Linked DNA regions of Homo sapiens: region 1 is linked to region 2. Evidence: chromatin loops called from intact Hi-C (ENCODE). Cell type or tissue: dorsolateral prefrontal cortex. All regions are shown on one strand. Each heading gives the region's core, and the rest is flanking DNA. Links, peaks and the distances in the headings are about the cores only. Region 1 overlaps LOC107984869 (a long non-coding RNA gene). Region 2 holds the start of MYH11 (myosin heavy chain 11).

Region 1 (16,478 bases), core at 2,973-10,972, 67 kb before region 2:
AAATCCTGACACCCAGTGGATCACCAAACCAGTCCACAAGCACAAGGAGATGCGTGGGCTGGCATGTGCAGGCCAAAAGAGCCATGGCCTTGGAAAGGGCCGTAAGTTCCACCACACTATTGGTGGTTCTTGCCGGGCAGCTTGGAGAAGGCGCAATACTCTCAATCTCCACTGTTACCACTAATATAAGTAAAGTTTGTAAAACTCATACCTAATAAACAATTTAGGACAGTCAAAAAAATTACTAAGATTTTTGAGCCAGGTGCAGTGGCTCAAGCCTGTAATCCCAGCACTTTGGGAGGCCGAGGCTGGCAGATCACCGGAGGTCAGGAGTTCGAGACCAGCCTGGCCAACGTGGCGAAACCCTGTCTCTACTAAAAATACAAAAATTAGCTGGGTGTGGTGGTGCACAAGTGTTATTCCAGCTACTCAGGAGGTGGAGGCAGGAGAACCGCTTGAACCCGGGAGGCAGATGTTGAAGTGAGCTGAGATTGCGCCACTGCACTCCAGCATGGGTGATAGAGTGAGACTCCATCACAAAAAAAAAAAAAAAAAAAATTATTAACATTTTTGAATCAGCACTCTATTATCATTGTTTACACATCAAAACTATCAGTAGGCATACAGTGGAAAGTCTCTCTCCCACTCCTGGACCTATTCACAATATTCCCAATCCTTCCTTCTCAATAGGTAATGGCTATAAATTAATATCTTCTTTATCCTTCCAGAATTCTTCACGCACATGTCCTTAAATGTATACTTTCTCTCGTCTCAAGATAAATGCCATAGACTGTGTGTCTTTTTGCAGAATCTCTTGCAAGACTCTGTGAACACAGTGAGAAAACATGGACCCAGGAACTGTTCCTTACATTCAGCTGAAGCTGAGTCTGCAAGTCCCAATGCATGCCAATAAAGAAAGTTCTGCAGGCCAGGTGTGGTGGCCCATGCCTGTAATCCCACCATTTTGGGAGGTCAAGGTGGGCAGATCAACTGAGGTCAGGAGTTCAAGAGCAGCCTGGCCAATATGGTGAAACCATGTCTCTACTAAAAATACAAAAAATTAGCCGGGCATGGTGGCATGCACCTGTAATCCCCGCTACTCAGGAGGGTGAGGCAGGAGAATCACTTGAACCCGGGAGGCAGAGGTTTCAGTGAGTCGAGATTGTGCTAGCCTAGGCGACAGAGCGAGACTCCGTCTCAAAAAAAAAAAAAAAAAAGGAAAGCTCTGCAGAGTTCTCCAGGGTTACACTCTGTTCTCTGCACTACACCCCCAACTTTTTTTTTTTTTTTTTTTGAGACGGAGTTTCACTCTTGTTGCCCAGGCTGGAATGCAATGGTGTGATCTCGACTCACCGCAACCTCCACCTCCCAGGTTCAAGCAATTCTCCTGCCTCAGCCTTCCAAGTAGCTGGGATTACAGGTGTGTGCCACCATGCCTGGTTAATTTTGTGTTTTTTAGTACAGACAGGGTTTCACCATGTTGGCCAGGCTGGTCTCAAACCCCTGACCTCGTGATCCGCACACCTGGCCTCCCAAAGTGCTGGGATTACAAGCGTGAGCCACTGCACCCGGCCTGCATTGCACTTTTTAATTTTTGATCACCATTTATTAAGTTACAAAGAGCCAGGCCCAGTGCTGCGCTAAGCACTTTACATATTTGGCATGTTTTTTCTTTTTTACTCCTTCCAGCAGCCAGGGCCTATGAACTTACAGAAGGCATGATGCCTAAGGCCCACAATACTTTTAGGGCCCCATGAAAATGTTTTACTTCTTTTAAAATCAGAAGAAAAAATAAACATAACCCTGCCTTTATTACATATATATATTATTTTTAGTTTTTAGTTTTTGGTATTTTTGAGCAGGAGCTCTGGCGCCCAGGCTGGAGTGCAGTGGCACAATCATGGCTCACTGCAGCCTTGACCCCCTGGGCTCAGGCAGTCTTCCCACCTCAGCCTCCCGAGGAGCTGGGACCACAGGTACATGCCACCACTTCCGGCTAATTTTTATATTTTTTATTTTTTGTAGAGAAAGGGTCTTGCCATGTTGCCCAGGCTGTTCTTGAACTCTTGGGATGAAGTAATTCTCCCACTTTGGCCTCCCAAAGTGCTGGGATTTCAGGCATGAGCCACTGCACCAGGCCTTGTTATATTCATCCTTATACTAACACAGTCATAAAATATGATTTAAAACACTTTTTTTCTTATGGAGGAAGGAACCCACCAAAAAAATCCATGTGACTGAGTGTGGTGCCGGGTGTCTGTAGTCCTAGCTACCAGGAGGCTGAGGCAAGAGAATCACCTGAACCTGGGAAGCGGAGGTTGCAGTGAGCCGAGATCATGCCACTGCACTTCAGCCTGGGTGACAGAGTAAGACTCTGTCTCAAAAAAAAAAAAAAAAAAAAAAAAAAAAAAGGCCAGCAGTGGCGCACACTTGTAATCCCAGCACTTTGGGAGACCAAGGCGGGTGGACCACCTGAGGTCAGGAGTTCGAGACCAGCCTGGCCAACATGGTGAAACCCCGACTCTACTAAAAATACAAAAAATTAGCTGGGCATGGTGGCAGGTGCCTGTAATCCCAGCTACTCGGGAGGCTGAAGCAGGAAAAATCAGTTGAACCCAGGAGGCGGAGGTTGTAGTGAACCAAGACTGTGCCACTGTACTCCAGCCTGGGCAATAAGAGCAAAACTCTGTCTCAAAAAGAAAAAAAATCATAATGTGGCCAAACCAGCAACCCTATGACATGGGTATTATTGCTATGCAGTTTATCCAAGGGAGGAAACTAGTCTGAGAAGTGATTTAGCCCAGGTCAGGTGGCTGGAAGGGGTGGGAACATGGCCTTGAACCCAAGCCTAGTGACTCTAAAGCTCTTATGCTGGGCCACTCAGCTGAAGAGACTCCAGTCAGCACTTTCCTATGGAAGGGACGTGTTTGGTCACAACTGGGAAGTTGTACCCCACAAAAAGAAGGCTCTGGGGAAATGTGATACAGTCTTCAAATATTTTAAGGGCTGTCATGTGGAAAAGGATTAGCTCTTTTGTGTTACTTCCCAGAGCTGAGCTAGGATAGGTGGGGTGTGTTGCAGGAAAGGTAGGGTGTGTGTGTGTGTGTGCGCGCGCGCGTGTGCGTGTGCGTGTGCGTGTGTGTGTGTCTCGCTCTGTTACCCAGACTGGAGTGCAGTGCAGTGATCGCCACTCACTGCAACCTCCGCCTCCTGGGTTCAAGTGATTCTCCTGCCTCAGCCTTCCGAGTAGCTGGGACTACAGGCATGCACTACCACACCCAGCTAGTTTTTGTATTTATAGTAGAGATGGGGTTTCGCAATGTTGGCCAGGCTGGTCTCTGGCTCCTGACCTTAGGTGATCCACCCTACTCAGCCTCCCAAAGTCCTGGGATCACAGGCGTGAGCCACCGGGCCCCACCAGGAAAGTAGATTTTGGCCCAGTGATATAACAAACTTACTGGATGTGATAAGCCCACTGTCAGTGGTGGTTTATTCTTAAGATCAAAGATGTGGAGTTTGACCCCAGTCACAGACAACAGCGTTGTAAACAAGGCTGTATTGCAGGGGATTGCTGCCTTGGGAGGGGAGTTGGACAAGAATTCGATGGATTTTTATGTCCCTTTCAACTCTAAGATTCTATGTTTGCAGGGCCCAGCACGGTGGCTCACGCCTGTAATCCCAGCACTTTGGGAAGCCAAGGCGGGCAGATCACCTGAGGTCGGGAATTCGAGACCATCCTGGCCAACATGGTGAAACCCTGTCTCTACTAAAAATACAAAATTAGCTGGGCATGGTGGCGTACTCCTGTAATCCCAGCTAGTCGGGAAGCTGAGGCAGGAGGATCACTTAAAGCCGGGAAGCAAGGGTTGCAGTGAGCCTTGATAGCGCCATTGCACTCCAGTCTCGGTGACAAAGCGAGACTCTGTCTCAGAAGAAAAAAAAAAAAAAGATTCTATGGTTGCAAATAGCAGCAGCTCAGCAGTGTAGAGTTGAATTCCCCACCAAACCAATTTTACCAATTGTTATTGAGACTTTTTATGTACCATTGGTGGGAGTATGAATGGATACTCTTTTGAAAGTGTTATTTGGCAGTATTTATTAAAATTTAGACTATTTGGGCCGGGCGCAGTGGCTCACGCCTGTGATCCCAGTACTTTGGGAGGCTGAGGCGGGCAGATCGACTAAGGTCAGGAGTTCGAGACCAGCCTGACCAACATGGTGAAACTCTGTCTCTACTAAAAACTACAAAAAGTAGACCCAGGCGTGGTGGCTCACACCTGTAATTCCAGCACTTTGGGAGGCTGAGGCGGGCAGATCACCTGAGGTCGGTTGTTCAGCCTGACCAACATGGAGAAACCCCATCTCTACTAAAAACACAAAATTAGCTGGGCGTGGTGGCGCATACCTGTAATCCCAGCTATTCGGGAGGCTGAGGCAGGAGGATTACCTGAATCTGGGAAGCGGAGGTTGTGGTGAGCAGAGATGGCGCCATTGCACTACAGCCTGGGAAGCAAGAGCAAAACTCCGTCTCAAAAAGAAAAAAAAAAAAACTACAAAATGTAGCCAGGCATAGTGGTGGGTGCCTATAATCCCAGCTACTTGGGAGGCTTGAGGCAGGAGAATGGCTACAACCTGGGAGGCGGAGGTTGTAGTGGGCTGAGAATGTGCCATTGCATTCCAGCCTGGGCGACAGAGTGAAACTGTTTAAAAAAAAAAAAATTTCGACTCTTCAGGCAGGGCACGGTGGTTCTTGCCTGTAGTCCCAGCAATTTGGGAGGCCAAGGCGGGCGGATCACGAGGTCAGAAGTTCGAGACCAGCCTGGCCAATATGGTGAAACCCTATCTATACTAAAAATACAAAAAGTTAGCTGGGCATGGTGGTATATGCCTGTAATCCCAGCTACTCGGGAGGCTGAGGCAGGAGAATCGCTTGAACCCAGGAGGCAGAGGTTGCAATGAGCCGAAACCGTGCCATTGCATTCTAGCCTGGGCAACAGAGCGAGACTTTGTCTCAAAAAAAAAAAATTAGACTGTTTATACTTTTTGACTTAGCAATACTTTTTTTTTTTTGAAACAGAGTCTTGCTCTACCGCCCAGGCTGGAGTACGATGGTGCAATCTCAGCTCACTACAACCTTCCCTCCCAGGTTCAAGCAAATCCCCTGCCTCAGCCTCCCGAGTAGCTGGGCTACAGGCACGCACCACCACACCTGGCTAACTTTTTTGTATTTTTGTAAAGATGGGGTTTCGCCACGTTGGCCAGGCTGGTATTGAACTCCTGACCTCAGGTAATCCACCTGCTTCAGCCTCCCAAAGTGCTGGGATTATAGGCATGAGCCACTGCACACGGCCTAACAAACATACTTAATAAGTAAATCATGGAGTGGGTAGCAGGTGAGAAAGGCTGTGACGAGAACTTGCGATGCGGGGTGGAGGTGGTGGAGGGTTGCAATTTTAAGCAGAGTGGTCAGGGTAGGCCTCACAGAGAAGGTGATATTTGAGCAAAGCATTAAAGATCATGAATAGGACACCTCCCACTCTTGTTCTAAGGTGGAAATTCACCAGGAGTTACTTTTTCCTTTTTCTTTGTTTTAGAGGCAGAGTTCTCACTATATTGCCCAGGCTGGTCTTGATCTCCTGAGCTCAAGCGATCCACCCACCTCAGCCTCCCAAAGTGCTGGGATTACAGGTGTGAATCACTGCACCCAGCACTGGGAGACACTTGTGAGGTGCCTGGCATCCAGCAGGCTCTGAAGGACGGTCGCTATTATTGTTCATTTTAGTCCTGAAATGAACAGGAGCTCTCAAAGCGCTTACCTAAGGAAGATGTCTAAGAGCATTGCAGTTTGCAAATGAAGAGTGGGCAGGGTTTGGGTTATGGTAACTGTTTTATCTGCCTCCCCAGAAAGGAAACAAAGTATCTGGTCAGCGGGGAAGGTTTCCACCTGTGCGCTCTGTTTGCCAGCGAGCCTGCGGGCCCCTGTGGCAATCCACCCATTGTGTTTCCATCAGCGTAACTGCATGCGGGAGGCTCCTCTGCACTCTCAGTCCTTGAAACATCCCCCACAGGGCCTCCCCAATTAGGCAACGATAAAGCCATTGGTGTGGTCAGATCCCTCCTGGGACAGGATGTTAACCCTCAGCAGCTCCTGAACCATGGGAGCTGGTCCCTGTCAATGTCACGGAAACAGAACAAGAGGAGGCTTCAAAGAAATCAGTTGCCCGCACTCCCTGATTGCAACCAGGCCTTATCTAGTGCCTTTTAAAAATGGCCCTGACCCTTTCTTCTTATTTATTAAATTATTTATTTATTTATTTATTTTTGAGACAGGGTCTTGCTCTGCGGCCCAGGCTGGAGTGCAGTGACTCGATCTCTGCTCATTGCAACCTCCGCCTCCCAGATTCAAGCGATTCTCCTGCCTCAGCCTCCCAGTAGCTGCAATTACAGGTGCCTGCCACCACACCCGGCTAATTTCTGTATCTTTAGTAGAGACAGGGTTTTCCCATGTTGGCCAGGCTGGTCTCCAACTCTCTGGCCTCAAGTGATCTGGCCGCCTCAGCCTCCCAAAGTGCTGGGATTACAGGCCTGAGTTCCCGTGCTCGGTCTCTTATTACTTTTTAAAATGAGACAAGGCCCCACTCTGGTTTTGCCACGTTGCACAGGCTGGAGTGCAGTGGTGCGATCACGGCTCACTGCAGCTTCAACTTCCTGGGCTCAGCTGATTCTCCCAACTCAGCCTTTCAAGTAGCTGGTACTACAGGCACTCACCACCACGCCTGGCTAATTTTTGTATTTTTTGTAGAGTCGGGGGGCGGTGTCTTGCCATATTGCCCAAGCTGGGCTCGAACTCCTGGGCTCAAGCGATCCGCCCACCTCGACCTCCCCAAATGCTGGGATTACAGGCATGAGCCACCGTGCCTGGGCCCTGACCTCTTCTTCAGGGTAACAGATATCTGCTAGGATCTGCTGTGGCTTCTACGTTCCCTTAAGCAAAGAGACGTGCTTCTTCAAGGGAGAGGAGAAAAAATAGATTTCAACCCAAAGCCAGTATAAGCACCCCAAGAGAGGTCAATAAAATCTCAATTTGGAGGTGAGGAAAGCCTTTATTGGCACCCAGGACATTGGTGTTGGGATTAAGAGGACAGACTGGTGGGGTTTTGACACACACAAACGAAGGATGGTGTCTTAGGCACATGGCACAGCAAAGAAAAAGGCTTGCAGGCTGTAACTATGGGACATATTCAAGCTGTCCTAAGCAGTTCCTTTTGACTGAAGTATCATGATAAAGAAAATAATACATAATAGTAATAACAAACATTCTTTATATGCTTGAAACCACTTTTATAAAAATCATAGTAATAAGGGTAATTTAACATAATTGACTGGGCGCGGTGGCTCACGCCTGTAATCTCAACACTTTGGGAGGCTGAGGCGGGCAGATCACTTGAGGTCAGGGGTTCAAGACCAACCTGGCCAACATGGTGAAACCCTGTCTCTACTAAAAATAGAAAAATAAGCCAAGCATGTTGGTGCAAGCCTGTAGTCCCAGCTACTCCGGAGGCTGAGGCACTAGAATTGCTTGAACCAGGGGGGCAGAGGCTGCAGTGAGCTGAGATCAAGCCACTGCACTCAAGCCTGGGCAACAGAGTGAGACTCTGTCTCAAAAATACAAATTTAATATTATTGACTCTATCTTGTTTTCACTATGCTAAATTGTTTTTCTTTATTTTTGTATAGAGGCCACAGTACTCTTTTTTTTAGAAAATGAATTTTTTTGTTATTGTTTAATAATTAAAACCAGCCAGATGTGGTGGCTTAAGCCTGTAATTCCAACACTTTGGGAGGCTGAGGTATGAGGATCACTTGAGGCCAGGAGTTCAAGTCCTGCCTGGGCAACAAAGTGAGACACCATCTCTATAAAAAATTTTTAAAATTATCTGGGCATGGTGGTGCATGCCTGTAGTCCCAGCAACTCAGGAGGCTGAAGCGAGAGGATCAGTTAAGCCCAGGAATTTGAGGCTACAGTGAGCTATGATTATACCATTGCATTCCAGTCTGGGTGACAGAGTGAGACCTTGTCTCTAATAAATTAATTAATTAATAAAAATTTTAAAATTGACAGAAAGTCTTACAAGTCTATAAGATCTACTTCTGTCTGTTATGTCTATGTTTATATGTGCCATGAATATATAATATTTCACTACTGAAATATATTTTTAAAAGCTCTAATCAGTTGACTTAACCACTTAAATTGAATATTTCATCAAAAAATAAAAACTTTAAGTATCTTTTAGTTCACATGACTTTAATAATCTTTAGTAAATAAAGACAGTTTTTCAATTATTAGTAAAATAAAAACATCTTCAGAATGTGAACATTTGGTGTAAATTAGACAAGTCTGGTATTGTCTTTACTAAGACCTTTCAGGTCCTAAACTACTTTTATAAATTTTTTTCTTAGACTGGGACTCACTCTGTTGCCCAGGCTGGAGTACAGTGGCATGCTCACTGCAGCCTCAACCTCCCTGGGCTCAGGTGATCCTTCCACCTCAGCCTTCCAAGTAGTTGGGACTATAAGCACGTACCACCATGTCTAGCTCACTTGTGTATTTTTAGTGGAGATCGAGTTTTACCATGTTGGCCAGGCTGGTCTCTAACTCCTAGGTTCAAGGCGTCCACCAGCCTCTGCTCCCAAAGTGCTAGAATTATAAGCATGAGGCACCATGCCTGGCCCTTCTATAATATTTTAAATAATTGTTGGACTTGTCTATTTTAAAGCCCTTAGATTGTAGATAAGGCCTGGGGATGTGTAGAATTAACCATGTCCCCTGCCTATCCTAAAAAGCATCATATATTATTGACATATATTATTACTGTCCTAGACTCTGTACCTGGTACATAATTAAAATTGCCTACCTCCTTAGTTTTTCATTAAAAATAAAAGTCAGTAATGGCTGGATGCAGTGGCTCACGCCTGTAATCCCAGCACTTTGGGAGGCCAAGGCGGACAGATCACCTGATGTCAGCAGTTTGAGACCAGCCTGGCCAACATGGCGAAACCCTGTCTCTACTAAAAATACAGAAATTAGCTGGGCATGCATGGTGGTGCACACCTGTAGTCTGAGGTACTCGGGAGGCTGAGGCAAGAGAATTGCTTGAACCCGAGAGGCGGAGACTGCCTAAGAGTTAACATTATAATATATGTAATTAAAACTACTAAAGGAACAATTTTACATACAAAGGTAAAATTTAGTTTTTTAAACAAAATTTTCATGTAATATTAAAAAACAGTAAAAAAATGTTTCTTTGCAGGAGGGACAGATTCAGTTAGCCTCATACTGTCTTTATTGGGTCTTGTTTAAAACACTGAGTCTCACATCTGTTAAAAAATAAGTCTTTGCCTCTTGAAAATTTTTGAGTTATCGGCTGGGCGCGGTGGCTCACGCCTGTAATCCCAACACTTTGGGAGGCCAAGGCAGGTGGGTCCCTTGAGGTCGGGAGTTCGAGACCACCCTGGCCAACACAGTGAAACCCCATCTCTACTAAAAGTACAATAATTTGCTGGGCATGGTTGTGGGCACCTGTAATTCCAGCTACTCAGGAGGCTGAGGCAGGAGGATTGCTTGAACCCAGGAGGTGGAGGTTGCAGTGAGCTGAGATCACGCCACTGTACTCCAGACTGAGCGACAGAGAGAGACCCTGTCTCAAAAAAAAAAAAAAAAAAAAAAAAGTTGAAATCATACAAAGTACTTTTGGCCGGGTGCGGTGGCTCACACCTGTAATCCCAGCACTTTGGGAGGCCGAGGCAGGCGGATCACCTGAGGTCAGGAGTTTGAGACCAGCCTGGCCAACATGGTGAAACCGCATATCTATTAAAAATACAAAAAGTAGCTGGGTGTGGTGGCGGGTGCCTATAATCCCAGCTACTTGGGAGACTGAGGCAGGAGAATTGCTTGAACCCGGGAGGCGGAGGTTGCAGTGAGCTGAGATCAGGCCATTGCACTCCAGCCTGGGCGACAGAGTGAGACCCTGCCAAAAAAAAAAAAAAAAAGTAATTTCTTCAACCACAACAGAATAAAACTAGAAATCAACAAGAGAAAGAAAATTTTTAGATTCACAAATATACGATTATGTAGAAATTAACATAAACAATGAGTAAAATAAGACATCATAAAAAAATTTTTAAATATTTTGAGATGAATGAAAAAGCAGTACAACTTACCAAAACTTATGAGATGCAGCAAAGACAATGCTCAGAGGGAAATTTATAGCTGTAGTCACCTACATCAAAAATGAAAGAGGGTGGGCGCAGTGGCTCACGCCTGTAATCCCAGCACTTTGGGAGGCTGAGGCGGGTGGATCACCTGAGGTCAGGAGTTCAAGACCAGCCTGACCAACATGGAGAAACCCCATCTCCACTAAAAAGACAAAATTAGCTGGGCATGGTGGCACATGCCTGTAGTCCTTGCTACCTAGGAGGCTGAGGCAGGTGGATCACTCGAACCCATGAGGCGAAGGTTGTGGTGAGCTGAGATCGTGCCATTGCACTCCAGCCTAGGCAACAAGAGTGAAACTCCATCTCAAAAAAAAAAAAAAAAAAATGAACACTTGAGGCCAGGAGTTTGAGACCAGCCTCAGTAATATAGCGAGACCCTATCTGTATGAAAAATACAAATAAAAAATCTAGCCAGGCATCGTGGCACATGCCTGTGATCTCAGCTACTTGGGAGGCTGAGGCAGGAGGATCACTTGAGCCCAGGAGTTTGAGGCTGCAGTGAGCCATGATTGCACCACTACACTCCAGCTTGGACAACAGAGCAAGACCTTGTCTCAAGCAAAAAAAGAAAGACAGATCTCAAATAAATAATACATTCTTCCACCTTATGGGATTAGAAAAAGATCAAACTATGCCGAAAGCAAGCAGCAGCAAAAAAACAATAAAAATTACAGTGAAGATAAATAAAATATAGTATTCTATAAAAGCAATAGAGTCAACAAAACCAAAAACTGGTTCTTTAACAAATCAGCAAAATTGCTAAACTTTTGGAAATACTGATGCCCCCAGAAGAAGAATGGAGATGGCCCAAACCACTAAAATCAGGAACCAAAGATTACTACAACCCTTACAAAAATAAAAGATTATAAGAGAATACTATAAACAATGACATGTCAATTAATTGAATACACCTGGAAGAAATGTACAAATTTCTAGAAACACACAAATTACCAAGACTAACCCAAGAAAAACTAGGAAGTCGGAATAGATCTATAACAAGGAAAGAGATGGAATTGGTAACAATTTTTTAAAGTTCCGTAAGGAAAAGCTCAGGACCCGATGGCTCCATTGGTGAATTCTACCAGGTATTTGAATAATTAAGGCCAATTCTTATTAAAATCTTCCCAAAACTAGAAGAGGAGGCAACATTTCTGACCCACTCTATGAGGCCAGCATTACCCTGATACCAAAGCCACACAATGACATTACAGGAAAAGGAAACTATAGACCAATGTCCCTTATAAATATAGATGCAGAAATCCTAAAGAAAATACTAGCAAATCAAATCCAGCAGCATAGAAACATATTATACATATGTGTTAACAGATGAGACTTATCCCAAGAATGTAAGGGTGATTCATTATAAGAAAATCAGGGCAGGGCGCAGTGGCTCACAACTGTAGTCCCAGCTACTTGGCATGCTGAGGTGAGAGAATCACTTGAGCTGGGGAGGTTGAGGCTGCGGTGAACCATGTTTGTGCCACTGCACCCCACCCTGGGTGACAAAGTGAGACCCTGTCTCAAAAAAGAAAAAACTCAGCCAGGCACGGTAGTGCACGCCTGTATTCCCAGCACTTTTGGCAGACCGAGGCAGGTGGACCATTTGAGGTAAAGAGTTCAAGATCAGCCTGGCCAACACGGTGAAACCCCGTCTCTACTAAAAATACAAAAAATAAAAATAAATTAGCTGGGCGTGGTGACACACGCCTGTAATGCCAGGTGTTAGGGAGGCTGAGGTAGGAAAATTGCTTGAACCCAGGAGATGGAGGTTGCAGTGAGCCGAGATCATGCCACTGCACTCCAGCCTGGGAGACTGAGTGAGTCTCCATCTCAAAATAAGTAAATAAATAAATAAATAAATAAATAAATGTTATTCACAACATTAATAGAATTAAGGGATAATGTAGAAAACAGCCTTTGACAAAACCCAACACCTTTTCAGGATTTAAAACAAAACAAAACAAAACAACAACAACAACAACAAAGAATACTGAAATAATAAAGACCAGAAGAGAACTTCTTCAACAGGATAAAGGGCATATATAAAAAACTTACACCAGGCCAGGCAAGGTGACTCACTCCTGTAACCCCAGTACTTTGGGAAGATTGCTTGAGCCTAGAAGTTTGAGACCAGCCTGGGCAACATAGTGAGACGCTGGCTCTATTTATTTATTTATTTTTATTTATTTATTTTTTGAGACGGAGTCTCGCTCTGTCGCTCAGGCTGGAGTGCGGTGGCATGATCTCGTCTCACTGCAAGCTCCACCTCCTGGGTTCAGGCCATTCTCCTGCCTCAGCCTCCCGAGTATCTGGGACTACAGGCGCCCACCACCACGCCCGGCTAATTTTTTTTTTGTATTTTAGTAGAGATGGAGTTTCACTGTGTTAACCAGGATGGTCTCTATCTCCTGACCTCGTGATCCGCCTGCCTCGGCCTCCCAAAGTGCTGGGATTACAGGCTGAGCCAGCGTGCCCGGCCTGCTGTTTCTATTTATAGAAAGAAAGAAAAAGAAGGAAGAGAGAAAGAAGGAAGGAAGGAAGGAAGGAAAGAAGGAAGGAAGGAGAAAGAAAGAAAGGAAGAGACTTACACCATATGCAACAGTGAAAGGCTTACAAATTTAAAGATTTCCCCACAAAGACCAGGAACAACACAAGGATGCCTGCTTTTACCACCTCTTGTCGACATTGCACTTTAATGTTTTATTGATTGATTGATCTATTTTTTATTGATATATGAATGGATTTTTTTTCTTTTTTTATTATACTTTAACTTCTACAATACATTTGCACGACGTTGCACGACGTGCAGGTTTGTAACATAGGTATACATGTGCTATGTTGGTTTGCTGCACCCATCAACTCGACATTTACATTAGGTATTTGTCCTAATGCTCTCCCTCCCCGCCCCCACTACCCCCAACAGGCCCCAATATGTGAAGTTCCCTGCCCTGTGTCCATGTGTTTTCATTGTTCAATTCCCACCTATGAGTGAAACATGTGGTGGTTGGTTTTCTGACCTTGTGATAGTTTGCTAAGAATGACGGTTTCCAGCTGCATCCATGTCCTTGCAAAGGACATGAACTCATCCTTTTTTATGGCTGCATAGTATTCCGTGGTGTAGATGTGCCACATTCTCTTAATCCAGTCTATCATTAATGGACATTTGGGTGGCTCCAAGTCTTTGCTATTGTGAATAGTGGCACAATAAACATATGTGTGTATGTGTCTTTATAGTAGCATGATTTATAATCCTTTGGGTATATACCCAGTGAAGGGATTGCTGGGTCAAATGGTATTTCTGGTTCTAGATCCTTGAGGAATAGCCACACAGTGTGTGGCTATTAAGCAGAATGGTTGAACTAATTTACACTCCCACCAACAGTGTAAAAGCATTCCTATTTCTCCACACCCTCTCCAGCATCTGTCGTTTCCTCACTTTTTAATGATCACCGTTCGAACTGGCGTGAGATGGTATCTCATTGTGGTTTTGATTTGCATTTCTCTGATGACCAGTGATGATGAGCATTTTTTCATGTGTCTGTTGGCTGCATAAATGTCTTCTTTTGAGAAGTGTCTGTTCATATCCTTTGCCCACTTTTTGATGGGGTTGTTTGTTTTTTTCTTGTAAATTTGTTTAAGTTCTTTGTAGATTCTGAATACTAGCCCTTTGTCAAATGGGCAGATTGCAAAAGTTTTCTCCCAATCTGTAGATTGCCTGTTCAGTCTGATGATAGTTGCTGACCAGGCTGCAGCATCACAGGTTGATCTTGGACTGCTTCGCTAGCAGTGACCAAGGCTCTGTGGGCGTGCGACCTGCCGAGCCAGGAACGGGAGAGAATCTCCTGGTCTGCCAGTTGCTAAGACCGTGGGAAAAGCACAGTATTTGGATGGAAGTGTACCGTTCCTCCAGGTGCAGTCTGTCACGGCTTCCCTTGCCTAGGAAAGGGAAATCCCCTGAACCCTTGCACTTCCTGGGAAAGGCGACACCCTGCCCTGCTTCAGCTCACCTCTGTGGGCTGCACCCACTGTCCAACCAGTCCCAGTGAGATGAACCAGGTACCTCAGTTGGAAATGCAGAAATCACCTGTCTTCTGTGTTGATCTCGCTGGGAGCTACAGACCGGAGCTGCTCCTATTTGGCCATCTTGGAAGTGACTCATCTATTTTTATTTATTTATTTTTGGAGACCGCTTCTCTCTCTGTCACCCAAGCTAGAATGCAGTGGCACGATCTCGGCTCACTGTGGCCTCTGCCTCCTGGGTTCAAGCAATTCTCCTGCCTCAGCCTCCCAAGTAGCTGGGACTACAGGTGTCGGCCACCATGCCCAGGTAATTTTTGTATTTTTAGTAGACACAGGGTTTCACCATTTTGGCCAGGCTGGTCTCGAACTCCTCACCTCAGGTGATCTGTCCACCTCAGCTTCCCAAAGTGCTGAAATTACAGGCGTGAGCCACTGTGCCTGGCTGAACATTGCCCTTTAATGTTTTAAAATGTAGGTTTTATTATTATCTACCTATGCTGAGGCCAACAAATTAGGAGACAACTGTCATTGAAAAGGTAGTTTGCAGCTGGGCGTGGTTGCTCATGCCTGTAATCCCAGCACCTTGGGAGGCCGAGGTGGGTGGATCACTTGAGGTCATGAGTTCTAGACCAGCCTGGCCAACATGGTGAAAGCCTGTCTCTAGTAAAAAATACAAAAATTAGCTGGGCGTGGTGAGGGCACCTGTAGTTCCAGGTACTTGGGAGGCTGAGGCAGGAGAATCACTTGAACCCAGGAGGTAGAGGTTGCTGTGAGCCAAGAGCATGCCACTGCACTCCAGCCTGGGTGACAGAGCAAGACTCCATCTCAAAAAAAAAAAAAAAAAAAAGAAGATCAACGCACAAACATCAGCCACATTTCCATAAACTAGCAATAAACAATCAGAAAGTAAAATTAAGAAAACAATTTCACTTCCAATAGAATAAAAATAAATAAATTTAACCAAGTAGGAGTAACACTAGTGCCCTGAAAACTACAAAACGTGGCTGAAAGCAAATACGAAGACCTAAATAAATAGAAAGACGACGTCACATGTTGATATGGTTTGGCTCTTTGTCCCCACCCAAATCTCATCTTGAATTGTACTCCCATGATTCCCACGTGTTGTGGAAGGGACCCAGGGGGAGATAATTGAATCATGGGGGCAGTTTTTCCCGTACTGTTCTTGTGGTAGTGAATAAGTCTGACAAGATCTGATGGTTTTATAAGGAGAAACCCGTTTCACTTGGCTCTCATTCTCTCGCTTGCCACCGCCATGTAGAAAATGCCTTTCGCCTTCCACCATGATTGTGAGGCCTCCCTAGCCACATGGAACTGTAAGACCATTAAACCGATTTCTTTTGTAAACTCCCCAGCCTTGGGTATGTCTTTATCAGCAGCATGAAAACAGACTAATACACGTGTTTATGAATTAGAAGACTTAATATTGTTAAGATGATAATACTATCCCAAAGTGATCTATGGACTTGATATAATCCCTATGAAAATCCCAACGTCCTTGTTTGCAGACCTGGAAAATTCAAACCTAATATTCACATGGTATTGCACCCAAGAGCCAATCTTGAAAAATGAGCAGAGTTGGAAGACTCACACTTGGTGATTTCAGAATTTACTACAAAGCCACAATAATCAAAAGGTGTGATACTGGTATGAGGATAGGCATATAGATTAGTGGAATAGAATTGAAAGTCTGGAAATGACCCATACATCTATAGTCAATTGATTTTTTCTTTTGAGACAGCATTTTCTCTGTTGCCCTGGCTGGAGTGCAGTGGCGCAATCACAGTTCATTGTAACCACTACCTCCTGGGCTCAAGCAATCCTCCCACCTCAGCCTCCCACATAGCTAGTAGCTGGGAGTATAGGCACGTGCCACCACACCTGGCTAATGTTTTTTGTTTTTAGTACAAATGAAGTCTCGCCATATTGCTGAGGCTGGTCTCAAACTCCTGGGCTCAAGCAATCCTCTCACCTTGACCTCCCAAAGTGCTGGGATTACAGTCGTGACCCACTGCACCCAGTGTGGTCAGTTGGCTTTTTGTTGTTGTTTGTTCGTTTGTTTGTTTTCGAGATGGAGTCTTGCTCTGTCACCCAGGCTGGAGTGCAGTGTCGAATTCTTGACTCACTGTAACCTCCACTTCCTGGATTCAAGCAATTCTCCTGCT
Region 2 (14,967 bases), core at 1-8,000:
CCTGACTCTATATGAGTCAAGTAGATCAAGGCTGATAACACTTTAAAATTATTAAATCTTCTTTTTTTTTTTTTTGAGATGGAGCCTCTCTCTCTAGCCTAGGCTAGAGTGCAATGGTGTGATCTTGGCTCACTGCAACCTCCACCTCCCAGGTTCAAGGGATTCTCCTGTCTCAGCCTCCCAAGTAGCTGGGACTACAGGCGTGCACAACCACACCCGACTAGTTTTTGTATTTTTAGTAGTGATAGGGTTTTACCATGTTGGCCAGGCTGGTCTCGAACTCCTGACCTCAAGTGTTCCCTCCACCTTGGCCTCCCAAAGTGCTGGGATTACAGGTGTGAGCCACTGTGCCCGGCCAAAAAATATTAAATCTTGAGGCACATGCAGGAGTAAGCCATGCTCAGACCCAATCTTCGATGTTACTAAAAATTGGAGGGGATCACACTTCATGGTTTTGTTTTGTTTTGTTTTTTTGAGACAGGGTCTTGCTCTGTTGCCCAGGCTGGAGTGCACTGGTACGATCACAGTTCACTGCAGCCTCAAACTCTGGGGCTCAAACAATCCTCCTACTTCACTCTCTAGTTGGGACTACAGGCACACACTGCTGTGCTCGACTAATTATTATTATTATTATTATTATTATTATTATTATTATTATTATTATTTTGTAGAGACAGGGATCTTGCTATGTTACCTAGGCTGTTCTTGAACTCCTGGGCTCAAGCGATCCTTCCGCTGCAGCCTCTCAAAGTGCTAGGATTACAGGCATGCCCAGCCACTTTGGGGCTTTTTTAAGCCAACAGCAAAAAAAGACTATAAGAGAGAAATTTCCCCTTGGCTGTCTTGTTTCATGGATTCGTGGAAACTCCCATTAAACAGCCGGTCACAGAAAAAGATATGCCAAGGAAAATTACTTGACAGCACTCAGTCAAAGTGACATTTTAAAAAGAGACTATTGCCTCCTCCATCTTAAAAGAACTGACCTTTTGAGCCATGAGAAATGAAACAGAGGCATCTGATCGAATGATAACAATGCACTTCTGAAGATTCAAACATCGGAACTTCATGCATTGGACACATATCTATTGAATGACTCTTAAGTGAACATACTGTCCCTGCCTGCTTCCAGAGGGTACTAGAGAGGTCGGAGATGGTTCATAAAGGCCTTCACATGTGCTGTCATATTTAACAATCAGAAAGGTACTTGAGGCAAAGAATCTGATCATCTTTGTTTTTCCTTGAGAAAATGCGCTCAGAGAGGTTTACTGACAATCCCAAAGGTGCTTGGTTGGTGCTTAAGAGATCTGGGTTTAAAACCTCAGACTGCTGTCTACTATGGCCTGTGTCAGAAAGACTGGGGTTGGAATTCCTGTTCCACCACTGCTGTGTTATTTAACCCCTCCAAACCTAGATTCTCAACAATAAAATGGGGGTAGGGAGGGAATTAAAGTATGTACCTTATTTTTTAGAGACAACATCTTGCTCTGTCGCCCAGGCTAGAGTGCAGTGGTGCAATCATAGTTCACTGTAGTCTCAACCTTCCAAGCTCAAGAGATCCTCCTACCTCAGCCTCCCTAGTAGCTGGAACTTCAGGCTACACTACGCCCAGCTGCTATTTATTATTTATTTATTTATTGAGATTGCATCTCACCATGTTGCCCAGGCTGGCTACTTAAAAAAAATTTTTTTTTTCAAGACAGGGTCTCACTCTGCCACCCAGGCTGGAGTACAGTGACAGAGTCTCAGCTCACTGCAACCTCTGCCTCCCAGGCTCAAGTGATCTTCCCACCTCAGCCTCCCAAGGAGCTGGGATTACAGGTACCCACCACCACACATGGCTAACTTTTTATTTTTTGTAGAGACAGGGTCTTGCTATGTTGCCCAGGCTGGTCTCAAACTCCTGAGCTCAAGCAATCCTCCTGCTTTGGCCTCCCAAAGTGCTAGGATTACAGTTGTGAGCCACCATGCCTGGCCTTGGCCACTTTAGTTTTGCTTTTTTTTTTTTTTTTTGAGTTGGAGTCTTGCTCTGTCATCCAGGCTCCCAGGCTGGAGTGCAGTGACACAATCTCAGCTCACTGCAACCTCTGCCTCCTGGGTTCAAGCAATTATCCTGCCTCAGCCTCCCAAGTAGCTGGGACCACAGGTGTGCACCACCATGCCCAGCTAATTTTTATATTTTTAGTAGAAATGGGGGTTTCACCATGTTGGCTAGGCTGGTCTTGAACTTCTGACTTCAAGTGATCCGCCTACTTTGGCCTCCCAAAGTGCTGGGATTACAGGCAAGAGCCACCGTGCCCGGCTGCCTACTTTAATTTTTAATAAAGGGTTGTTATATAAGGGGTAGGTGAGAGAATGAAGTAAAATTGAGTGTTACAGTCTCCAGTTGTTAATCACATTATAATTATTCTCTTTTAAAAGTTACCAACAAGTTATTTAAAGAATCGAATGGAACCCTTTGGAAATACAGTGTTCATGCCTCTAGTATTAATGCCAGTTTTTACTTCGAGGCCAGCAAGCTAGATTCCGATGGCCTTCCCTTTCCAGGATGGGAAGCGGATGATTGACTTCAATTTTCCCCCTTCCGTTACTTCTCTGCTCCACATCATTTCTGTGCTGATGCAGGGACGATTTCCACTCCTTTTACAGCGTAGATGTTAAAAGCCTGTGCGGAGCAGCTCATTCATCATTTTCCGCAGAGCTTTACCCCTCACTTCCCCAGCCAGCTAAATGCAGGCTGTTCTTGACTCTCTGATCTAGGCCCATTGCAGGGTGAGGGCCAGGCTCAGGAGTTTCCAGGGTGAAAACCAGGTAAGCTTGATGTTGGAAGGATGAAGAAGGACCCAAAAGGGTCTGAGATGCAGAGCTCTCCAGATGGGCCTGGGAGCCTGCAGGGGAAGAGGCCTCTCTTTATATCCCGGAGGCCTGGTGCAACTCTAGTTGGTTTCATGTTTGTTGCGAGTAACAGCAGCTCACATGAAGCGGTGCACCATGTTCATTTTACATGGATCATCTCAAGGACTGCTTACAAAAAGGCCAGGAAGTAGCTGATGTTCTTCCCATCTTACAGGTAGGGAAATTGAGGCATGGAGAGGCAAAGTTACTTGCCCATGGTCATATAGGTAGAAAGCAGCACTGGCAGATTCAAAGCCAGACATCTACTCTCAGATACACGCCCTGGGCCTCAAGGCCAGTTTGCCTGGGCATTTCCCTTTAATGTCTCCTCTCTGGAAGTGAATGGTGTCATCAGAAAGGTTCCAGTGCCAGCACCAATCAATGACTGTCCCAGTGAGAGCTTGGTCAAATCCCTTTACCCCTGCAGGGACTCAATTTTCTCACCTGCAAAATGGGGGTATTAATAAAGCCACCCCCCGCACCCCCGGCCCCCAGCCCCTCCACCTGGTTGCAAGAGGAGTGGTTGTAGACTAAGGGCCTGCGTCAAGTACAGAACCCAGGAGGGGTCTGCCCAACTTTAACCCTCTCTCCAAATCCTCTAGCCTGAAGCAGCAGAAACCCACGTGGGACTGGGGGCTGCCCCCTTCCGGGCCTTCCCCAAGCAGAGGGGTCCCCATCTAGCCCCGCGGGGCAACGGCGGCCGGTGGCTGCGTGAAGGGCCCCCTCCCCCGACGCCGGGGAGCAGGAAGGCCACTCGGCACCATATTTAGTCAGGGGGAGCCGGCAGCCCAGAGCTGGTATGCGGCGCTGGGAATTCCTGCAGGAAGGAGTCCGCGCCTGCCCTTTTTGGGTTGTCTCCCGCCCGCCGCTCCCGCCGCTCCCGGGGAGGGGGACCGGCCCGGCCCGGCCCGGCCCGGGAACCTCGGAGGAGCTGGTGCCGCGCGGGGAGCGGAGCGCCCGGGCTGCCCGCGGGTCCCCGGCCTGGCGCGGGGCCAGCCCACCGCCTCGACTTCCTTTTATGGCCTGTGTGTGCGTGCGTGGACAGGAGCGGGGAGGGAGGGACGGGGAGAAGACGGAGAGCCTGGGGAAGAGAGAGAGAGAAAGCGCAGAGATAGGAGTGAGACACGCGGGAGAGATGGAGAGCAAGAGACACAGAGACCAGAGACAAAGTGAGACAGGAGGGAGAGACAGATACATCGACAGATCTAGAGAAGCGAGAGGGACAGAGACAAAAGATAGAGCGAGAGACAGCAATGATCAGAGTGACAGACATGCAGAGACAGTGGCAGAGACAGAGCGAGAGAGCCTGTGATGGAGAGAGACAGGGAATGCAATTTTAGGCGAGGAATCCTTGGGGAAGGGAAGTTGTTGAAGGGAACTCGCAGACTCTGGGGGCACACCCACTTTCTCCTTGGATCTTGACACTTGCATCTTGTAAATAACGTAATTATCACCGCCACCGCCTTCCCCCATTTTGTAGCTATGGACACCAAGTCTCAGAGAAGTGAAGTGACTTGCCCAAGGTCACGCAGCTGGCGAGTGGCGCACAGGGGAGGGGGACAGCTGAAATAATCACAGTGGGCTTATTTTTAATTTTTATTTGTATTTTGGTCGTGGTGATGTGGGTGGAGGTGGAGATGGCAAGTTGGGAAAAGTAAAAACTTCCCCTTCCTGCACGGTTCCCAGCAAGGGTGGGGGCCTCCTGTCTTGCACTTTGCAAAGTTCAAGAAATCCCCTTTCCCTACCCTTCACGCTGCACAGCCGGCCCTCTTTCCAGACAGTGCGATGCCAATAAAATGGGAAGTGGGGTGGGAGATGTCAAGTCAGATCCACCACAGCCCCGACACGGGGAGGAAGAGGTTAAAGCCTTTGCGGCCGGAACCGACTCAGGGAAGACGTTCTCAAGCATCCCGCACAGACACTGCCTGCTCGACCCCCTTTCTCTAGGGATCCGGAGCGTCTGCGACCGCCTGGGGCCGGGGCTGAGACTCCCGTCCCTGTGCGCACCTGTTCCGTGCGCCCTTGTGCGGTGCGCACCTGTTCCGTGCACCCTTGTCCCGAGCGCCCCAGCTCCTTGCGCTCCCGCCGGGGGTGCGCCCTGCAGGGGGCGCGGCGAGGGGGCCGCGAGGGACCCTCCCCAACTCCACCCCTTCGGCCTCCTCCCCTTTCCCAGCCGCGGGCAGCTCCGGGTCTATAAAGAGAGGCGTCCGAGGACGCGCAGGGAGATTTGGACGCTCCGGCCTGGGAGGTGCGTCAGATCCGAGCTCGCCATCCAGTTTCCTCTCCACTAGTCCCCCCAGTTGGAGATCTGTAAGTAGTAGTTGTCATTCTGGGGGCAGATTGCAGGGCAGGGGGGTGTTAAAAGTCCTATAGGGTATTCTATAGGGGCTGGGGTGCACTTAGGGGTCCCTGTTGTCAACCTCGTAAGGGCCATGGTGGGGGCAGAGTTGTGATTTGGATCTCTCTCTGCCTTATCGTCTTAGATTATCCTAGACTTTCCCCAAACAGCATTTCTTAAGATTGCCAGTGAGAAGTACCATTTTGGGGGTGCTTATTAACGATATCAATGCCTGGACCCAACTCCATTTCCCAACTCTAGAATCCCCAGAAAAACTGCCTTAAAAAAAAAAAAATTAGTCCCGAGTGATTCTTGTTAAGAGGCTAATCCAGGAGATATGCTCCCTTGGAAATCTCAGAGGTCCGGTGCAGACAATCAAGGCATCTCACTTTTATTCTAGGCACCAAAAAATTTACAGCTGAACTTCACTGAAAAGTCACTTGCTATCACACAGAAGGGCAAAGTGAGGCTCCTTGTGGATTTGACCGTATTGCACAGTTGTGTTGATAATGCATTAAATCAGTTAAAAACACATGGGCATAGGCTTAGCAGAAAGGAGTGTTGTTGTTTTTTTTTTTTAATCAGTTTAGGGGAGGTTCTTCTATGTTGAGAACCCCTGGGAGATAAGGCTGGTTGTGATCTAGTTTGTTACAGCCCACTTTTTCCTCTTCTCCAAATTAAAAAAAAAAAAAACAACTCACCCAGGTTGACCCCAAAGGGCCCCCAGATACCCAGGTGGGCTCCAAAGTCTCCATTTGCTTCCACGATCTGCAGGTGCGTTAGGTAAGATTACACTAGAATTTCCCGCAGAGCCACCTGTGTCAATGCCACTCTCGTGCCCAACCAAATGGGTAAAACGAGAGAAAGTGTGGCTACTGCCTGTTGTAAGTTTTCTTCCAGCACAGGGTCTGGTAGGGATTTTGCCACTTGAGAAAAGGTACCATCCAAAGCCATGCTTGTCAAGAAGTAAAAGAAAATATTTAGAAACCCAAGGTGGGAGTGTTTAGTTGCAGTATGAAGAACTGAGAGATTAAATGGTGAACTGTCCGTCCGGGGTTTGGCAAAAAGAATGCAGGCTATTAATAAACTGCTTTGCATAGTTTTTTGTTTCTTTGATTTACTCAACGATACTATTTTAGAATTGTTCAGAGACGGAACTTGACGCTGAACTGAAAGTCATTAGGTGGCAGGGTGTGAAATAAGATAGAGAATTTTGTTTGAAGGAAATTGATGTTTTCCCTTTGAGATAGCTACCGTTGATGGAACACTTCAGTGCCACATGCTGTTGCAACATTTAACTTAATTTATCTCATTTAATCTTTGCAACAACTTCATAAGAAAGGCTTTATGATGCCTGTTTAGTATACAAGGCAGCTGAGGCTCAGAGAGGTAAAGTGTCACACAGCCAGCAAGTGGTAGAACCCATTCCCGGGTCAGTTTGAGTCCAAGTTCATACCCTTGACCCCACTATCTTTCTTCTTTACCATGGACACAAACTTGTTGGGGTCAGGTTTCTGGTGGGACTAAATGCTTCCAACAAAGTAAATGTTTATCACCGTGTCCTTTGAAGAAAACATAAACTGACTTTTTGCACATTTAAAATAAAAGGCACTGTTTGTCCCCTGATTGAGGGGGTGACCTAGCTGAAACCAGTGACCCTAGGTGGGCTGCCATGCCGAGAGTCCAGAACGTGAACTAGCTGGGTCTTTTCCGAGAAGCCGCCAGGCTTGCCTTGTAAACACCATGTTTTTTTATTATCATGTCCGAAATAGATGTGTTATTCCGTACAAGGTATCTGTTATGGATTTGTTATCATTACTTTTCCGTGGGAGGGCAGAGATTGAGGCAAACATGCCCATTTATGGAAGCGTTTTCCATGAGGCCATCCCCGGCCCCCTCGTCAGTTACCCAGCCTTGCACCGCAGCCCGGTTGGTCCTGGCCCTGGGGATTTGTCTACCATGTCCCTCACCCATTGAAGAACTAGTGGAGAAACCCTAAGGAGAAGAGATTTGGGAGGAAAGTGGGATTCTTTTTTCCTACCCCCTCTTATTCAGAGGTTTGATTTTTTTGGGTGGGGGGTGGGAGGGAATTGTCTCCTTTCCACAGGTCTTGAATCCAAACAGGTGGGTCTTCCACGTTAGGCACAAGCGTGTAATTCCAAGAGCAGATATATAGTAGATTTTTCTTGAAAACCAAGTTCAATATTCAATCCAGTAGAATCATAGAAGGCCATAAGCAAATTTAAAAATCATCTCCCGCACCTCCCCAAACCTCACTTTCTCATCCGGGAAATGGGGCTAATGAGAATAACTCATGTTTTTTGGGCACTTTTGCCTGGCGAGATGCTAAACGCTTTGTGGACATTATCTTACGTCTTCATAACAACCCTTTAGAGTAGATACTGTTATTCTAACTGGCTTTATTTTACACATATGGAGTCTGAATAACTTGCTTAAGATAGCTCAGCTAACCAGTAAGGAAAAGAAGATTCTACAAATCTAGGTCTTTCTAACTCCAGAGTTTCACAGATTACCCTCATGGGAGGATTTGATGAGCTAATGTGTATGAAGGGTTTAGCACAGTGCCTGGCCCCTGGTAAGCTTCAGTGATGGTTATTTATAGCAAACACAACCAGAGAGTTCAAGATGTTTGCTCAGTATGGCATGGCTCATCTTTGGCAGAACCGGGAAGCCTAAACTATGTGGCCGTTAAAGGAGAAGCTTCTCTTAATTTTCTTCCCTTTGATCTCATAAACCTCGTTTCTATTTGGGCTGAAAGTGGTGATTAGAATCTTTAATATATTAAGCTACCATTCCTTACCTGGATTGGGAATGTTACAAATTCCAATTACATTTGTTTAGGGTTTTGTTTGTTTGTTTTTGAGACAGAGTCTTGCTCTGTCGCCCAGGCTGGAGTGCAGTGGTGCGATCTTGGCTCACTGCAACCTCCGCCTCCTAGGTTCAGGCACTTCTCCAGCCTCAGCCTCCTGAGTAGAGAGTAGCTGGGTTTATAGGCGCCCACCACCATGCCTGGCTAATTTTTTGTATTTTTAGTAGAGATGGGGTTTCACCATATTGGCCAGGCTGGTCTCGAACCGCTGACCTCAAGTGATTCGCCTGGCTTGGTCTCCCAAAGTGCTCAGATTACAGGCGTGAGCCACCGCGCCTGGCTTATTTAGGGTCTTGATGGCATACTTTAAGGGATGGCCTTTTTGCTCTCTAGGTCTTCTCCTTCCACTCCTGACCTTTCAACTTTTAACCCTGGCCACACAATGGAGGAAAGACTGAATTTAGAGAAAGGCAGGCAAGAATTTGAAAGAAACCTTGTATGTGATCCAAGGACAGAGGAAGAAGCTGCTCACAGTGGCTGAAAGGGGAGGTCGGACATCTGTGACTTGTATCAGGGTTTCAGGGGCTAAGGAGGAACAACCTCATCAAAGTTGCTAGGAAAGGGCCATAGAGGCCAGGTATGGCAGGTCATACCTGTAATCCCAGCAATTTGGGAGGCTGAGGTGGGGGGATGGCTTGAAGTCAGGAGTTTGAGACCAGAGTGGGCAACATAGCGAGGCACCATCTCTACAAAAAAATTTTTAAAATGAGCTGGGCATGGTGGCATGCATCTGTAGTCCTAGTTATTCAGGAGGTTGAGTGAGGCAGGAGGATTGCTTGAGCCCAGGAGTTCAAGGCTGCCGTGGGCCCTGATTGCATCACTGTTCTCTAGCCTGGGCAACAGAGTGAGACTCTGTCTCAAAAAAAAGGTGAGGGGCATAGAACTTTACTGTACCAGGCTGAAAAATACAAGGCCCAGAGAGGGCAAGTGACTTGCCTAGCATCACCCAGCGAGTTTTGGGCAGAGCTGAGACTTGTAACTCGAAGACCTAAGGATCTTCCACAGGCTAATGAATAGCTTGTTTGTGCTCAAGGGATGAAGCAGTGAGTTGTTAGGACAGGACTGTGAATAGGGCTGACATATTCAGATGTGTCAAACATCGCTAATGCCATCTCTGAGTAAATTAGGCTTCAAACAGATCGGGATTCTAATCCTGGTTCCCCAACTTTTGCAAGGGAGGGCCTTGCATTTACCTTTCAAGACCCCGATAGGCTTAGCAGGAAAATGGGAATAATAGATAATGCCACTCTTTCATCCTTGGACTTTTTGTCTAATTATATGAATTTATCTGTAGGATAAATTCCCAGAAATGCGCTTGCTGAGTTAAAGGGCATGCGTATCTAAAATTAATAGATATTGCAAATGACTGGCTAAAGACATTGCAGACCAGGTGCAGTGGCTCACGCCTGTAATCCCAGCACTTTGGGAGGCCGCAGCAGGTGGGTCACCTGAGGTCAGGAGTTCAAGACCAGCCTGGCCAACATGGTCTCTGCTAAACCCTATCTCTACTAAAAATACAAAAATTATCTGGGCATGGTCGTGGGCACCTGTAATCCCAGCTACTCGGGAGGCTGAGGCACGAGAATCGCTTGAGCCTCAGAGGCAGAGGTTGCATTGAGCCGAGATCACACCACTGCACTCCAGCCTGGGCAAAGAGTGAGACTCGGTCTCAAAAAAAAAAAAAAAAAGGCATTGCAAATTGCAACTTGTTGCAGTCACATATGACAGCAGTCCCCATCCTCTTGGCACCAGAGACTGGTTTCGTGGAAGACAATATTTTCCAGGGTGGAGTGGGGAGGATGGTTTTGGGATGAAACTGTCCCACCTCATCATCAGGCATTGGTTAGATTCTCATAAGGAACGTACAACCTAGATCCCTTGCAGGTGGAGTTGGCAATAGGGTTTGTGCTTCTGTGAAAATCTAATGCTGCTTATCTGACAGGAGGCGGAGCTTAGGCAGTGATGGTCACTCACCCACCGTCCCCTCCTGCTATGTGGCCTGGTTCCTAACAGGCCATTGACTGATACTGCAGCACAAGGGTTGGGGACCCCTGACATAGGAGACTATACATTTATTTTAAGCTGTGGTATGCCAGAATTGTAAAATATAAAACACAGTGGGGCTTTTAGGGCCAGAAATAATCAGTTCTTGCTCGCTTCCAGAAGCATCCTTCACAGGGGCTACCGTAACTCTTGCCAACCAAGTTCTCTTGGTTGGGAGGAAAAAATAGTGTTATGCATTAAGAGAACTTCTTTCTGGAGTTACTTGAAACCATTGGTATTCAGATGATTAGGCAGATGTCACAAGGCAATAAGAATGTGACAGGTTCACCATTCACTTTTTTTCCTGTAAAAGTGAAGTAGGGCTTTCTTGGGAACAAGCCCTTGGGAGGTGGGGGGATGTGAATGGTGAGGGGAGGGTAGAAATGGTGGAGTAGGGTCAGGGGCAAGAAAGGGACTTTCTGCTAAGAATTAATCGGGTGTCCATTTACTCTTAGCAGAAAACTAGGATTAGATTCTGGATTGTACTCCTGACTCCAAATTTTACAAGTGGGGGTCTTGCATTTACCTTCCAGGACCTCGGTCATCTTAGCAGGAAAATAGCAATAGCAGGTGATGCCACCTTACAGAGCGCTTAGGAGACAGTGAGATGGTCTATATAGGAAGCTGTCTGGCCTGATACCTGATGAATACAAGGGGCCCAATAAATACAGTGGCTGTTATGAATAATAGATCTAAACTGCCTTTTTGGTACTACTGGGGACCTGCCAAGCAGGTGCATTTAGAGTGCCCAGTGCCTCTCCCTGCGACACATTTGATGCCTCCCTACACCTGGACCAGGCCTTGAGCGAGGATTTCCACTGCAGAGGTCCTTCCAGCTGGCGAATTGTGTTGCAGATCAGGTTCAGAGAACTTCTGTTTTGCCTGTGTGGCATTCATTCATTCGTTTATTTGAAATAGAGATGGGATCTCACTGTGCTGCCCAGGCTAGTCTAGAGCTCCTAATTCAAGCAATCCTCTTGGCTTGGCCTCCCATAGTTCTTGGATTACAGGTGTGAACCACTGTATCCAGCCCTTTATGACATTTAGAATATGAGCAATTTTTCTTTTTTCTTTTTTTTCTTTTTGAGATGGAGTCTCACTCTGTCACCCAGGCTAGAGTGCAGTGGCATGATCTTGGCTCACTGCAACCTCTACCTCCCAGGCTCAAGCGATCTTCCCACCTCAGCCTCCCGAGTAGCTGGGACTACCGGCATGTGCTGCCATGCCTGGCTAATTTTTGTATTTTCTGTAGAGATGGGGTTTCACCATGTTGCGCAGGCTGGTGTCAAACTCCTAAGCTCAAGCGAACTGCCTGCCTTGGCCTCCCAGTGTTGGGATTACAGACGTGAGCCACAGTGCTGAACCCTGCATGGTATTTAGAATATAAGCAATACTCTAACATCTGGTCTGGGTCACTCTGTATTACTTACCTGATCTCCAAAAACATTTGGGTTTTTGTCTCTGGTCCAAAATCTTTAGCCAATGGCTTGGCAGTAAAATCCTGAGGGAAGCTGTTGACCAGGTGAGGTGATGTGCAAATCCTATACTCTCTGGGCTCTGGGATATTTAATTTACTATTTATTTATTTATTTTCAAGACAGAGTTTTGCTCTTGTCGCCCAGGCTGGAGTGCAGTGATGGGATCTCAGCTCACTGCACCCTCCACCTCCTGGGTTCAAGCGATTCTCCTTCCTCAGCCTCCTGAGTAGCTGGTATTACAGGCGCCCACCACCACACCTGGCTATTTTTTGTATTTTTAGTAGAGACGGGGTTTCACCATGTTGGCCAGGCTGGTCTTGAACTACTGACCTCAGGTTATCCGCCTGCCTCGGCCTCCCGAAGTACTGGGATTACAGGCATCAGCCACCATGCCCGGCCTAATTTACTTTTTATTAATGCTGAAGCAGAGAGGGCAAGATCTTTTGCCCCTGAGTTCTTCTGGGAAAAATGAAACTGATGGTAAAACAAACTAAAGCAACCTGACATTCTCAGTTGGTCCAGTTTCAGCCCTTTGACTGGGAGTCACAGACGGGTCCCATAAAATGGTAGAGCTGGGCCAGCCTACCATTGATTTATTTTCCCTAAATGAAAAATACAAGGCCCAGAGAGGGCAAGTGACTTGTCCAGAGTCACCCAGCAGGTTTGGGGCAAAGCTGAGACTCGTTACTTGACATCCTAAGGTCTTCCAGAGGCTAATGATTAGCTTGTTTGTGCTCAAAAAATGAAGCAGCCTGGGCGCGGTGGCTCATGCTTGTAATCCTAGCACTTTGGGAGGCTGAGGCAGGCAGATCGCTTGAGCTCAGGAGTTTGAGACCAGCCTGGGCCACAAAGTGAGACCCCTGTCTCTACAAAAAAATGCAAGAATTAAAAAATTAGCTGGGTGTTCTGGTGCGTGCCTGTGATCCCAGCTACTTGGGAGGCTGAGGTGGGAGAATGGCTTGAGCCTGGGAGGCAGAGTTTGCAGAAAGCAGAGATCGCGCCACTTCACTCTAGCCTGGGCAACAGAGCCAGACCCTGTCTCAAAAAAAAAGAATGAAGCAGTTGTTGGTCAGGACAGGACTGTAAACAAGGCTGACACACTCAGATGTGTCAAACATCGCTAATGCCAAAGGTGACAGAGTCATTTGTTTTCATCCAAACATTCGAGAAAGTTGGACGAGGTGACTCACGCCTGTCATCCTAGAGCTTTGGGAAGCCAAGGCAGGAGGATCATTTGAGATCAGGAGTTTGAGACCAGCCTAGGCAAAATAGCAAGACCCCCATCTCTACAAAAAATAAGCCGGGCATAGTGGCCCACACCTGAGGTGGGAGGATCCCTTGAGCCCATGAGTTTGAGCCTGCAGTAAGCTATGATTGCACCACTGCACTCCACCCTGGGCATATAGTGAGACCCTTCCCCCAACCAAAAACATTGAGAGCAGCTCTTGATGAGTGAACTGTACTTCGTGGTCAGCAGTTCTGGGTAGTAATTTCAGAGATGTCCTTTCAGCCCTTGGAGCTGATGCAGGACCTTAAACATGAGCGATGGTGGAGGAGGGAGGGTTGGGAAGGTGCATCAAGGTAGATGAAGAGTGTCCCTGGGGTTGGGCCAACTGGCGGTCCGTCTCTGGTCCAGTGTGTTCACCTTGCCCCCGTCTGATCTTCTGCAGTTGGTATTCCGAGTTGAGTTTGACTAAGTGAGAGCTGCTCTCAGCTTTAACTGCCTTTCCCAAGACAGCCCTTGTTTTTATTCTAAAGCTGTGGTTCTCAACTGGAAGCAGTTTTGCCACCCCAGGGGACATCTAGCAGTGTCTGGAGACATTTTTGATTGTCATGAGTGGAGGAAGGGGTGCTACTGGCATCAGGTGGGCAGAGACCAGGGATGCTGCGGAACATCCCACAATGCACGGAAGAGCTCCCCTCACGACACAGAATGACGCAGCCCAAGAGTCACAGTGCAGAGTTTGTGGCCAGCTGCGGTGGCTCACGCCTGTAATCCCAGCACTTTGGGGGGCCAAGGTGGGAGGATTGCTTGAGGCCTGGAGTTCAAGACCAGCCTGGCCAATATGGTGAAACCTCATCTCTACTAAAAATACAAAAATTAGCCAGGCATGGTAGCGCATGCCTGTAGTCCCAGCTACTTGGGAGGCTGAGGCACGAGAATCACTTGAACCCAGAAACGTGGAGGTTGCAGTGAGCTGAGATTGCGTCACTGCACTCCAGCCTGGGTAACAGAGCGAGACTCTGTGTCAAAAAAAAAAAAAAAAAAAAAAGACTTAGCAACTATTATTACTAGTATTAGTATTATTAATTTGTCAGGCTCACTGAATTTTCTCAAAAATTTGGCAAATTTTTAGGAAAACATTCTCAAAACATTTGGCAAATCTGTGGCTAAATGTTGTTTTGGGGACCCAAGGCTCGTAGGAGCAAAACAGCTTTCAGGTTTCCGGATCTGCCAGAGACTCAAGTGTCCTGTTGTGTGTTTTGTGTCTCAATGAGGGAAAGGGGAATATGTAGCACCTTCCAGATGGATTTGACCTTGACTGCGCCACTGTTTGAAGAGCTTCTCAACCTCCGCAGCTCCACCCCAGCCCAGATATTTCAGGGAATTAGGGTTCCAAGGGGCATGCTATGGAAAACACCATTCTAGCATGAGTCGAAGCTTCTCATCCCCCATCTTGCTGTCTTTTGACCAAAGCAGATTTTGCACGTCGTAACTGTCAGAGACATCAAAGCCAGAGGGAATCCAGCCTGCTCCAAGCTCTCCTTTTTTGTACAGAGACTGAATCTTTGCACTTGATCTTGTTTGTGTTTTTAAGTCTGAGGTTAGACAGGGTCCCAGGCAATGGAGGCGTGCGTGTCCTTTTATTTTTCTGTTGTAGCTTTTGCTATTTTTTCTGACTTTTAAGGCAACTCATCCACATGGCAATTAGGAAGAGCCCACTTAGGGCTGGGCACAGCGGCTCATGCCTGTAATCCCAGCACTTTGGGAGACCGAGGCAGGCAGATCACTTGAGGTCAGGAGTTCAAGACCTCAGCCTGGACAACATGGTGAAACCCCGTCTCTACAAAGAATACAGGAAAATAGCTGGGCATGGTGGCAGGTGCCTGTGGTCCCAACTATTTGGGAGGCTGGGGTGGGAGGATCACTTGAGCCTGGGAGGCGGAGGTTGCCGTGAGCTGAGGTCATGCCACTGCACTCCAGCCTGGGCGACAGAGCAAGACCCTGTCTCAGAAAAAAAAAAAAAAAAAAAAGAAGTCCACTTTACTTGTCATAGTGCTTAGAACAAATGAAACACTCTCCTAGCCCTCTTGGGATGTAATTG

Evidence for each region. Peaks named below come from ENCODE experiments on the same cell type or tissue, not always from the same donor. Only the 100,000 strongest peaks of a DNase experiment are listed, where the experiment ranks them.
Region 1: it touches region 2 in a loop (2.4-fold over the local background); 3 of 110 quality-filtered maps call a loop at or near these places.

What each region holds. Positions count from the first base shown.
Region 1 is chr16:15,915,403-15,931,880 of GRCh38, reverse strand. The region is part of intron 1 of LOC107984869 (a long non-coding RNA gene); the gene reads left to right. It also overlaps the pseudogene RPL15P20. Among named protein-coding and RNA genes, the nearest start is that of ABCC1, 26 kb to the left of the region's middle. RefSeq lists an enhancer at 6,794-7,295. In dorsolateral prefrontal cortex, for the core only: no CTCF peak of the experiment used is centred there; no DNase peak of the experiment used is centred there.
Region 2 is chr16:15,847,176-15,862,142 of GRCh38, reverse strand. It overlaps MYH11 (myosin heavy chain 11), which reads left to right and starts at 5,115. Exons shown (of 41, transcript NM_002474.3): 1 at 5,115-5,202. RefSeq lists an enhancer at 3,568-4,069. In dorsolateral prefrontal cortex, for the core only: no CTCF peak of the experiment used is centred there; a DNase peak (open chromatin) is centred at 3,922; H3K4me3 peaks cover 2,084 bases; H3K27ac peaks cover 974 bases; H3K27me3 peaks cover 3,967 bases.